Linked DNA regions of Homo sapiens: region 1 is linked to region 2. The links are chromatin contacts, found by Hi-C or POLR2A ChIA-PET in ENCODE. All regions are on one chromosome and are shown on one strand. Each heading gives the region's core, a stretch centred on a gene start or an enhancer-like site at or near the end of the contact. The rest is flanking DNA. Distances are from core to core; before and after follow the strand shown. Region 1 holds the start of NFKBIE (NFKB inhibitor epsilon). Region 2 holds the start of MRPS10 (mitochondrial ribosomal protein S10).

Evidence for each region. Hi-C counts contacts between places; a loop is a spot of excess contacts on that map. ChIA-PET counts read pairs that join two places held with the same protein, here RNA polymerase II (POLR2A). Pooled maps may share reads with other maps.
Region 1: a loop to region 2 is called in a map of natural killer cell, with 19 times the contacts of the local background. The contact joins the promoter of NFKBIE here to the promoter of MRPS10 in region 2. A Hi-C loop is called at or near these places in 1 of 168 maps with a recorded cell type or tissue (natural killer cell), 1 of 37 single-sample maps with no recorded cell type and 7 of 50 pooled maps. POLR2A ChIA-PET finds 5 or more read pairs at or near these places in 1 of 52 experiments (activated B cell).

The regions. Positions count from the first base shown.
Region 1 is chr6:44,263,655-44,267,921 of GRCh38, reverse strand. NFKBIE (NFKB inhibitor epsilon) reads left to right here and starts at 2,371. Exons shown (of 6, transcript NM_004556.3): 1 at 2,371-2,940. The coding sequence starts at 2,576. RefSeq lists a silencer at 2,157-2,826 and enhancers at 2,745-3,244, 3,637-3,866, 4,167-4,216.
Region 2 is chr6:42,215,811-42,220,043 of GRCh38, reverse strand. MRPS10 (mitochondrial ribosomal protein S10) reads left to right here and starts at 2,183. Exons shown (of 7, transcript NM_018141.4): 1 at 2,183-2,242. The coding sequence starts at 2,195. RefSeq lists enhancers at 2,016-2,295, 2,867-3,468, 3,469-4,071.

The DNA of each region.
Region 1 (4,267 bases), core at 1,122-3,621, 2.0 Mb before region 2:
AGTCAACTCACCTCTCTGGGCCTCAGTTTCCCAACATTAAAATGGGGATGATAGTGTCAGATTTCGTGTGGATTTTTTTGTTTTTGTTTTTGTTTTTAGACTGAGTCTCACTCTGTTGCCCAGGCTGGAGTGCAGTGGTGTGATCTCAGCTCACTGCAACCTCCACCCTCAAGTGATTCTCCTGCCTCAGCCTCCCAAGTAGCTGGGATTAATTACAGGCATGTGCCACCAGGCCCAGCTACTTTTTGTATTTTTAGTAGAGATGAGGTTTCGCCATGTTGGCCAGGCCAGTCTTGAACTCCTGACCTCAAATGATCCACCCACCTCAGCCTCTCAAAGTTTATAGGCGTGATTACAGGCGTGAGCCACCGCGCTCGGCCAAATTTTGAACCCAGTTGGTCTGGGTCTGGAGTTTATTACTATACTTTTGCTGCAGCCTTTGAGGACCGGAGAGGAACATGTCAGGGGAGGAGACTGAGAACATCTGAAATCATGCTGACTCAAGGGAAGGAGATGCTTCAATTTCCCAGGCCTTTCCCCTCGTGGCTCCTCACTGGGCTTCATGCTCATTACGTCTTTCCCACTCTGGTCCTACATGGGGTTGAAGAACAGTGGGCCATCTTCTCCCCTCAGCCCTCCCCCAACTCTTCTGCCTCCAATCGCCCCCCACAGACTAGGTCCTTCTCCTCTCCCTATCTCTCTTCCCTTCCCATTCTCAGTTCAAATGGAAGCTTCCTTGCCTCTCACCCCACTGAGTAGCTGGCCCCACTGTGTGCCCCCACAACACCCTGTTCTCACTTCTGTCTTATCCCAACCACTCTGAGCTGTAATTGCCAAGGAGCTTTTTTAGGACCATGGGATTTTTTTGTTGGTCATGGGGGGTGGTTATTGGTTATTACTGTGATAGTCAGTTTTGCTTCCAGTAGAAAGAACAACGTCAGACATTACAGGAGACCTTCCATACATGTTTGTCAAGTAGGTGAATGATGGATGAATAAAATGAGGTTGCAGGGGAAGGGCTGTGGGAAAGCTGGCCTCCCCCCTGCAAAACGTTGCTGTCTACACTCATCCACCTTCCTTTCTCCAATGCTGGAGATGGAAAAGCTACATGTTCCCTTGCGGATAACCCTCTAAGGGCATTGCTGGCGTTAGGCTGATAGCACTTGGAATAGTGGGGAGGAATGAGGGAATAAATCATGGAGCATGGGCTTAGGGCTCACTTGTAGTAGGGTGCTCCCACGGCCTTCCTAGGCCCAGGGACAGTGAAAGAGGAAAGATGTTTTGGGACTAAGATTGGGGCTGTGTTGGGGACCTGAGCAGAGTGCAACCCAGCATGTCTGGGGCCTCCCCAACCTGACCCCACTTCCTTGACTGCTGGGGTTGACCAGAAACTGTAACTACCCAAGGCCAGGGTTTCACCCTTTGAGGAAGAAGAAACTCCACAACCACTTTACTTTTTAGACAACAGTTTCCCTGAGAAGACGCTCTTTCCAAAAAAACATTTTCATGCCCAATTCCATGTGATGTGGGACGTTGACACAGGAGACTGTCTTCCAGGACCCAGGAGAACTGCTCCTTTAAAGATAATGGGAGTCCCCTTTCCCTACCCGTACCCCTGGGCACTGATAGGGAAAGATGAGAAAGCAAGAGAAATTGAGATAAATGGGCAGGGGATAGGAAGCAGTGCTTCCCCATCCCATCGCCTACATGCCCTCCCCCAAAGATGCCAGCTTGTACGGACAATTAATAGATATTTCTTTTAAAACAAATGAATGATCCGGGACCGGTGGCTCACAGCCTGTAATCCCAGCACTTTGGTAGTCCGAGGCAGGCAGATCGCTTGAACCCAGGAGTTCGAGACCAGCCTGGGCAACGTAGCGAGACCCCCGTCTCTACTTGTAGTCCCAGCTACTCGAAAGGCTGAGGCAGGAGAATCGCTTGAACCCAGGAGGCGGAGGTTGCAGTGAGCAGAGATCAACCACTGCACTCCAGCCTGGGCAACAGAGCAAGACTTCGTCTCAAAAAAATAAAAAATAAAAATAAAACAAATGAATTAAGAAATAGAAGTGAAAGAAGGAAACAGTACATGCGTGGAACTAATGAATGGAGTGAAGGAGGAAGGGGGAAAGAGTGAATGAATGAATGAATGAATGAGTGAATGAATCAACGAAGGAGTGAGTCAAGGCCCGGGAACCACAGACTCCAAGCCTACGCAGAGCCCGGGAAGGGGGATTCCGGAGGGGCGGGGCCTCTTTCCGGAAGCGCCCGCCGGGGGCGGGGAGGGGGCGGGGCCATCCGCGTGAGGCGACCCTGTTGGTCCGGAGGGGCGGGGCGAGGAGGAGGACCCGCTTGGGCGGTTCGGCTGCCCACAGTAACCGCTGGGTGGACCTGGCCAGCGCTCCGAACCTTGTCCTCGCTGCGCGCCGGCCCCTCGGAGCCCCACAGCCCGGGAAGGAGGCCGCCGCGGGCCGGGCGCCCGCTCTGCCAAGCGGACCCGCAACCCGGAAAGGCGGCGCGGCGGAGCCTGGAGCCGGATCCTGCTCAGACCGGGCCCCGGCCGGCCAGAGCCGCGGGCATGTCGGAGGCGCGGAAGGGGCCGGACGAGGCGGAGGAGAGCCAGTACGACTCTGGCATTGAGTCTCTGCGCTCTCTGCGCTCCCTACCCGAGTCCACCTCGGCTCCAGCCTCCGGGCCCTCGGACGGCAGCCCCCAGCCCTGCACCCATCCTCCGGGACCCGTCAAGGAACCACAGGAGAAGGAAGACGCGGATGGGGAGCGGGCTGATTCCACCTATGGCTCCTCCTCGCTCACCTACACCCTGTCCTTGCTGGGGGGCCCCGAGGCTGAGGACCCGGCCCCACGCCTGCCACTCCCCCACGTGGGGGCGCTGAGCCCTCAGCAGCTGGAAGCACTCACTTACATCTCCGAGGACGGAGACACGTGAGTATGGGGGCTAGGCTGAATCGGGATGCTAACTCTGGGCCTGCCCAAGAGCCGCAACAGGTCGGGCACCCCCACTCCCCCGTGAAGATCCTTCAAGTCCCCATTCGCTCTTCCAAACTCCAGACTTAACTCTCAGCCCACTTTTGAGGTCCAGCTAGGCCATGGAATCATCTCTGTCCTCCCATTTCGGGGTGGGCAGAGCTGGCAGGACCCTTAACCCAGCCAGCATCTTGGAAATCTACCAATAATCCACCCTTAGGAAGAGAAAATTCCCCTGACCAAGTCCAGTTTTTTTGTTTCTTCTTGCTGGGGAAGGGGACATCCTTATTTGCTCAATATCTGGGATTCCCAGTTCCTGACCTCAGAATGCTCTGTCTCAAGGAACAACAGGTGCCAGTTACAGGTTGCCAGTCGGGGCCAGGAAGCTAGGCATGGGGGGTGCCACCAGGGTGTAGGTTTGGGACTGGTCCTCAGGAGGATGGGGTGAGCCAGGCTGGGGCACTCTTGCCCCAGCAGACAGACAGGCGGCTGGCTGCCCCAGCTTACTTCCTCCTCTGCTAAGAAAGGGGAAGTGAGGGCTAGAGTCAGCGTCCCTGACATCCTCTACCTCCAGAGCCCCCAGTCCCACTAACTGTCGTGTCTCACTCCCTCACTTAACCCTTCCTCCTCCAGACCCAGATGGAGTTTGGTGGGAGTGGGCCAGAGGGCAGTTGAAGTAAAAGGCAGTTGTGTGGGATGGGTTGGCCAGTTGAGGATTTAGCCCCCCAGGAAGAAGAAAACATTGACAGAGGAGGGAAAGGTTGGGAACTGGGGATGAGAAATAGAGTTGGGGAGGGCTGGAATCCCTGGTCAAGGGTGCTCATATAAATAGGAGTAGGGGAGGCAGGAGGTGGCTGTCCTAACCTGCTTTTTGGAGATGCAGGGTCCTAATCCTGGGTGGCCATTGATAAAGACAGCTGGTGGACCCAGTGGGTGGGAGAGGAGTGACCCAGTCCTTTCTGTACTCTGCCTGGATCACCAGCCCTCAGGCCCAGAACCCCAAGGTTTTGGGGGCTGCACGCAAGATACCTCTGATGACCTTTGATCCAAGGAGAGGGGACTTTTGACATTGCCGTCTTTTGTTAGCCTCTCAGCCCCAGCCTTTTCCATCTCTAGTTAGAAGCAGGTGTTGTGTCCAGATTGGGTGTGTGTGTGGAGGGGAGAAATGTCCGGGCTCCCCAGCGAGTCCCCAGAGAGCAGGGGGCACTTTCCTCCCTCTGTTGGAGGTGTCTGGGCTGTGGGAGGTATGGAAGTGGGAAGAGGAAGTGGGAGGAGGGGATACTGG
Region 2 (4,233 bases), core at 934-3,433:
AAAGTCACTCAACTAACTGGTAAGCCTGGGATTAGAAACCAGATCTGATTATAAGGCTAGAGTTTTCCATTAGGCTAAAATGCATATGTGAAAGCACTTTGGGGAAATAAAGCTTAGAAATGTGAACAAATGGGCCAAGTGCAGTGGCTCATACCTGTAAAACCAGCACTTTGGGAGGCCAAGGTGAGAGGATTGCTGGAAGCCAGGAGTTTGAGACCAGCCTGGGCAACATAGCAAGTCTCTGTCTCTACAAAACAATAAAAATAAAATAAAAAATGGTCGCAAACACCTGTAGTTTTAGATACTCCAGAGGCTGTGGTGTGAGGATCACTTAACCCCAGGAGTTTGAGGCTGCAGTGGGCTATGATCAAGCCAGTGCTCTCCAGCCTGGGCAACAGAGCGAGACACTGTCTCACACACACACACAAAAAAGACAATATAGTATTATAGAAGCAGACTTTAAGATGAGGAGAAAGTAAAAGGAAAAATAAAAATAAATTTTTAAAGATTTGCACAAATGGAATAAGTTTTTTTTTTGGAGACGGAGTCTCGCTCTGTTCCCTAGACTGGAGTGCAGTGGTACAATCTCAATCTCGGCTCACTGCACTCTCTGCCTCCCGGGTTCAAGAGATTCTCCTGCCTCAGCCTCCCAAATAGCTGGGATTACAGGTGCACACCACCATGCCTGACTTTGTATTTTTAGTAGAGACAGGGTTTTGCCATGTTGGCCAGGCTGATCTTGAACTTCTGACGTCAGGTGATCCACCCGCCTTGGCCTCCCAAAGTGCTGAGTGCTGGAATTACAGGTGTGAGCCGAGCCACTGCACCTGGCCTTTTCTTTTCTTTTCTTTTTTTTTTTTTTTTTTTAGACAGAGTCTCATTGTGTCTCCCAGGCTGGAGTGCAGTGGCACGATCTTGCCTCACTGCAACCTCCACTTCCCGGGTTCAAGCAATTCTCGTGCCTCAGCCTCCTGAGTAGCTGGGACTACAGGCACACAACGATGACACCCCACTAATTTTTTGTATTTTTAGTAGAGATGGGGTTTCACCATGTTGGCCAGGCTGGTCTCGAACTCCTGACCTCAGGTGATCCGCCCACCTCAGCCTCCCAAAGTGCTGGGATTACAGGCGTGAGCCACCGCACCCAGCCTGAAGAAGTTTTTATTATAGCAAATCCCAGTTATACATCTTTTTACTTGGAAAAAATTATGGTGGACATTAATAATTAGACAAAACACTTTGGCTTGTTGTAAGTGAAGCTAGCCATTGTAAATTCCTAAATACTAGAGTAACATAAGGAAATGAATAATTTAGAAAGATCAGTAGGACAGCGGTATACAAAATGGTTGGAGCACAGGAATTCCAATTGGTGTGGGGAAGGAAGAAAGGATTAAGAACCATAATTAGAAAGCCGCTGCAATAAGGTAACTGAGTGGCAACTGGACCCAATGGTAGTGGCCGACTTTTCTTTTTCTTGTTAAATATAGATTTTGTTAAAATTTTGAAAAATGCAAAAAAAATTGAAAAATGCAAAAATAGGAAAATAAATCACCCATTATTCCAGTACTGAAGTAAATGGTGTCAATACACTAGTTTCAGTCCGGGCTTTGTGGTTCATGCCTGTAATCTCAGTCCTTTGGGAGGCCAAGGCCAGAGGATCACTTGAGGACAGGAATTCAAGACCAGCCCACAAAATAACGAGAGCAATATAATGAGACCCTGTCTCTACAAGAAAATTAAAAAAAAAAACAAAAAATTAGTCGGCTGTGGTGGCACGCACTTGTAGTCCAGCTACTTGGGAGGCTGAGGCAGGAGGATCACTTGAGGCAGGAGTTTGAGGCTGCAGTGAGCTATGACTGTGCCACTGCACTCCAGCCTGGGCAGCCGAGTGAGACTCAGTCTCTAAAAGGAAAAAATAAGTAAATAAATAAATGTGTGTGTGTGTGTGTGTGTATACACACACAACAATTTAAAGGTGAAAACATTAATAGGGCTTGGTAACTATCCAGACACTGGCCGGAGCCAAACCAGCCTGGCCAGCCAACTGTCCCGCCCCCAAAAAGCACAGGTTCATGTCTCTATGGTTGTTCCAGCGCCGGAACATGAGGATGTACTCTCTTCTTTTGCGGAACTCTATGGTCTGAGGACGCCGCTGTAACCCCGGAAGCAATCCTGAGAGGTCGGGACCGGCAAGATGGCGGCGCGGACAGCGTTCGGTGCTGTGTGCCGGCGCCTCTGGCAGGTACTGGATTGGCTAGGGAGACTAGGAGGGCTGACCGGGATAGTTGCTTTTAAGTTTCCCTGCCACCAGCCGCTCTGCCCATCAGGATTTTTCCTGATATTTATCCCTCACCTCGCGCCGTTTACAGGAAAGTGACGAGAAAGGGGCTAGTTTTATCAGAATTCTCTCATGGAATTAAATATAAGTTAGTGAGTCCAGGCAAAGATAGGAACAAGAATAATCGTAGAATGTCAGAGCTGGAAAAGATTTTGTACTTCGTATGTTCCAAAACCCCTCCTTTCACGCTTGCAAAATAAACTGAGGCTCAGAGAAGACAGGAAATTTGCCTCGCGAAAATTAGAGGCTGAGCTGGTGCAAGATATCAGACTCTTCCCATGGAACTAAATTGAGATGCTTTCCTGGCATCCAAATTTAGATGAAGGTCTCAAGCCAGAGAAGTGGGTTAGATATCCTCTGCGCAGTTATTTGCAGGAGGAGCAAAAACTTTTCAGCAGCGGTTCTCCTGCTTTTTGGCCTTGGGACCACTTTACACTTTCGGAGTTCAGGACTCCAGAGAGCTTTTGTTTTTGTGGGTTTTTGCTATCTATATTTAGCTTTTTGGAAAATAAAACTTAAGAATATATATTGATTTAAAAGTAACACTAACTCATTACATGTTACAACTAATACTTTATGAAAAATATATTTTCTGAACAAACTGAGTAAGGAGCAGCAATGTTTTACATTTTTGCAGCTCTCTTTAATTTCTGGCTTAATAAAAGCTAGATTCAAATCTGCTTCTGTATTTAATCTTTTCCTATATCACACCTCAGGCTGTCACGGGAAAACTTCACTGTACACTGGTAAGAGAATGAGTGGAAAAGTTGTAAATGACGTTTTGGTTTTATGAAAATAGTTTTGATTTCCCGGATCCCCTGAAAGTGTCTCAGACCCCACAGACGTCCTCAGACTACACTTTGAGACCACCGTTTTTGTTTTTGTTTTTGTTTGGAGACGGAGTTTCGCTCTTGTCGCCCAAGCTGGAGCGCAATGGCACGATCTCGGCTCACTACAGCCTCCACCTCCCGGGTTCAAGTGATTCTCCTACCTCAGCCTCCCGAGCAGCTGGAATTACAGTCATGCGTCACCATGCCCAGCTAGTATTTGTATGTTTAGCAGAGACGGGGTTTCACCATGTCGGTCAGGCTGGTCTCGAACTCCTGACCTCAAGTGATCCGGCAGCCTCGGCCTCCCAAAGTGCTGGGATTACAGCCTTGAGCCACCGCACCCGGCCTGAAAACCACTGTTCTTGAGAAAAGTCAGATGGTATTAGAGATTGAAATTTTTGAACTGCTTTATTAAGACAAATTTACCCAGACAGCCCTCCCTTCCAAACCACCACTCCCCCAACACACACACACACACACACACACACACTCTCTCTCTCTCTCTCTCTCTCTCTCAAGAAATACAAAGAAAAAATGCAATTTAAAAACTTCTTGGCCGGGCACGGTGGCTCACGCCTGTAATCCCTACACTTTGGGAGGCCGAGGTGGGCGGATCACGAGATCAGGAGATCAAGACCATCCTGGCTAACATGGCAAAACTCCGTCTCTACTAAAAATACAAAAATTAGCTGAGTGTGGCGGTGGGCCCCTGTAATCCCACCTACTCAGGAGGCTAAGGCAGGAGACTTGCTTGAACCCAGGAGGCGGAGGTTTCAGTGAGCTGAGAATGCTCCACTGTACTCCAGCCTGGGCGACAGAGCAAGACTCTCTCAAAAAAAAAAAAAAAAAGAAAAGAAAAAAAAAAGAAAAGAAAAAGCAGAGGTTTATAGTGGGAGAATGTGACTGAGAAGTGTAATATTCTTGCTCCTCTTGCACAACTCGATTGTGGGGTCACTGGTGTAATTGTTGGGAGGGAATTTTCTATGCAATTTTGTCTGAAGAATGGCACATACCTCTTACCACTTTGTGTTGTACCTGATTTCCTTTTTCCTTTTCCCCTTTGGT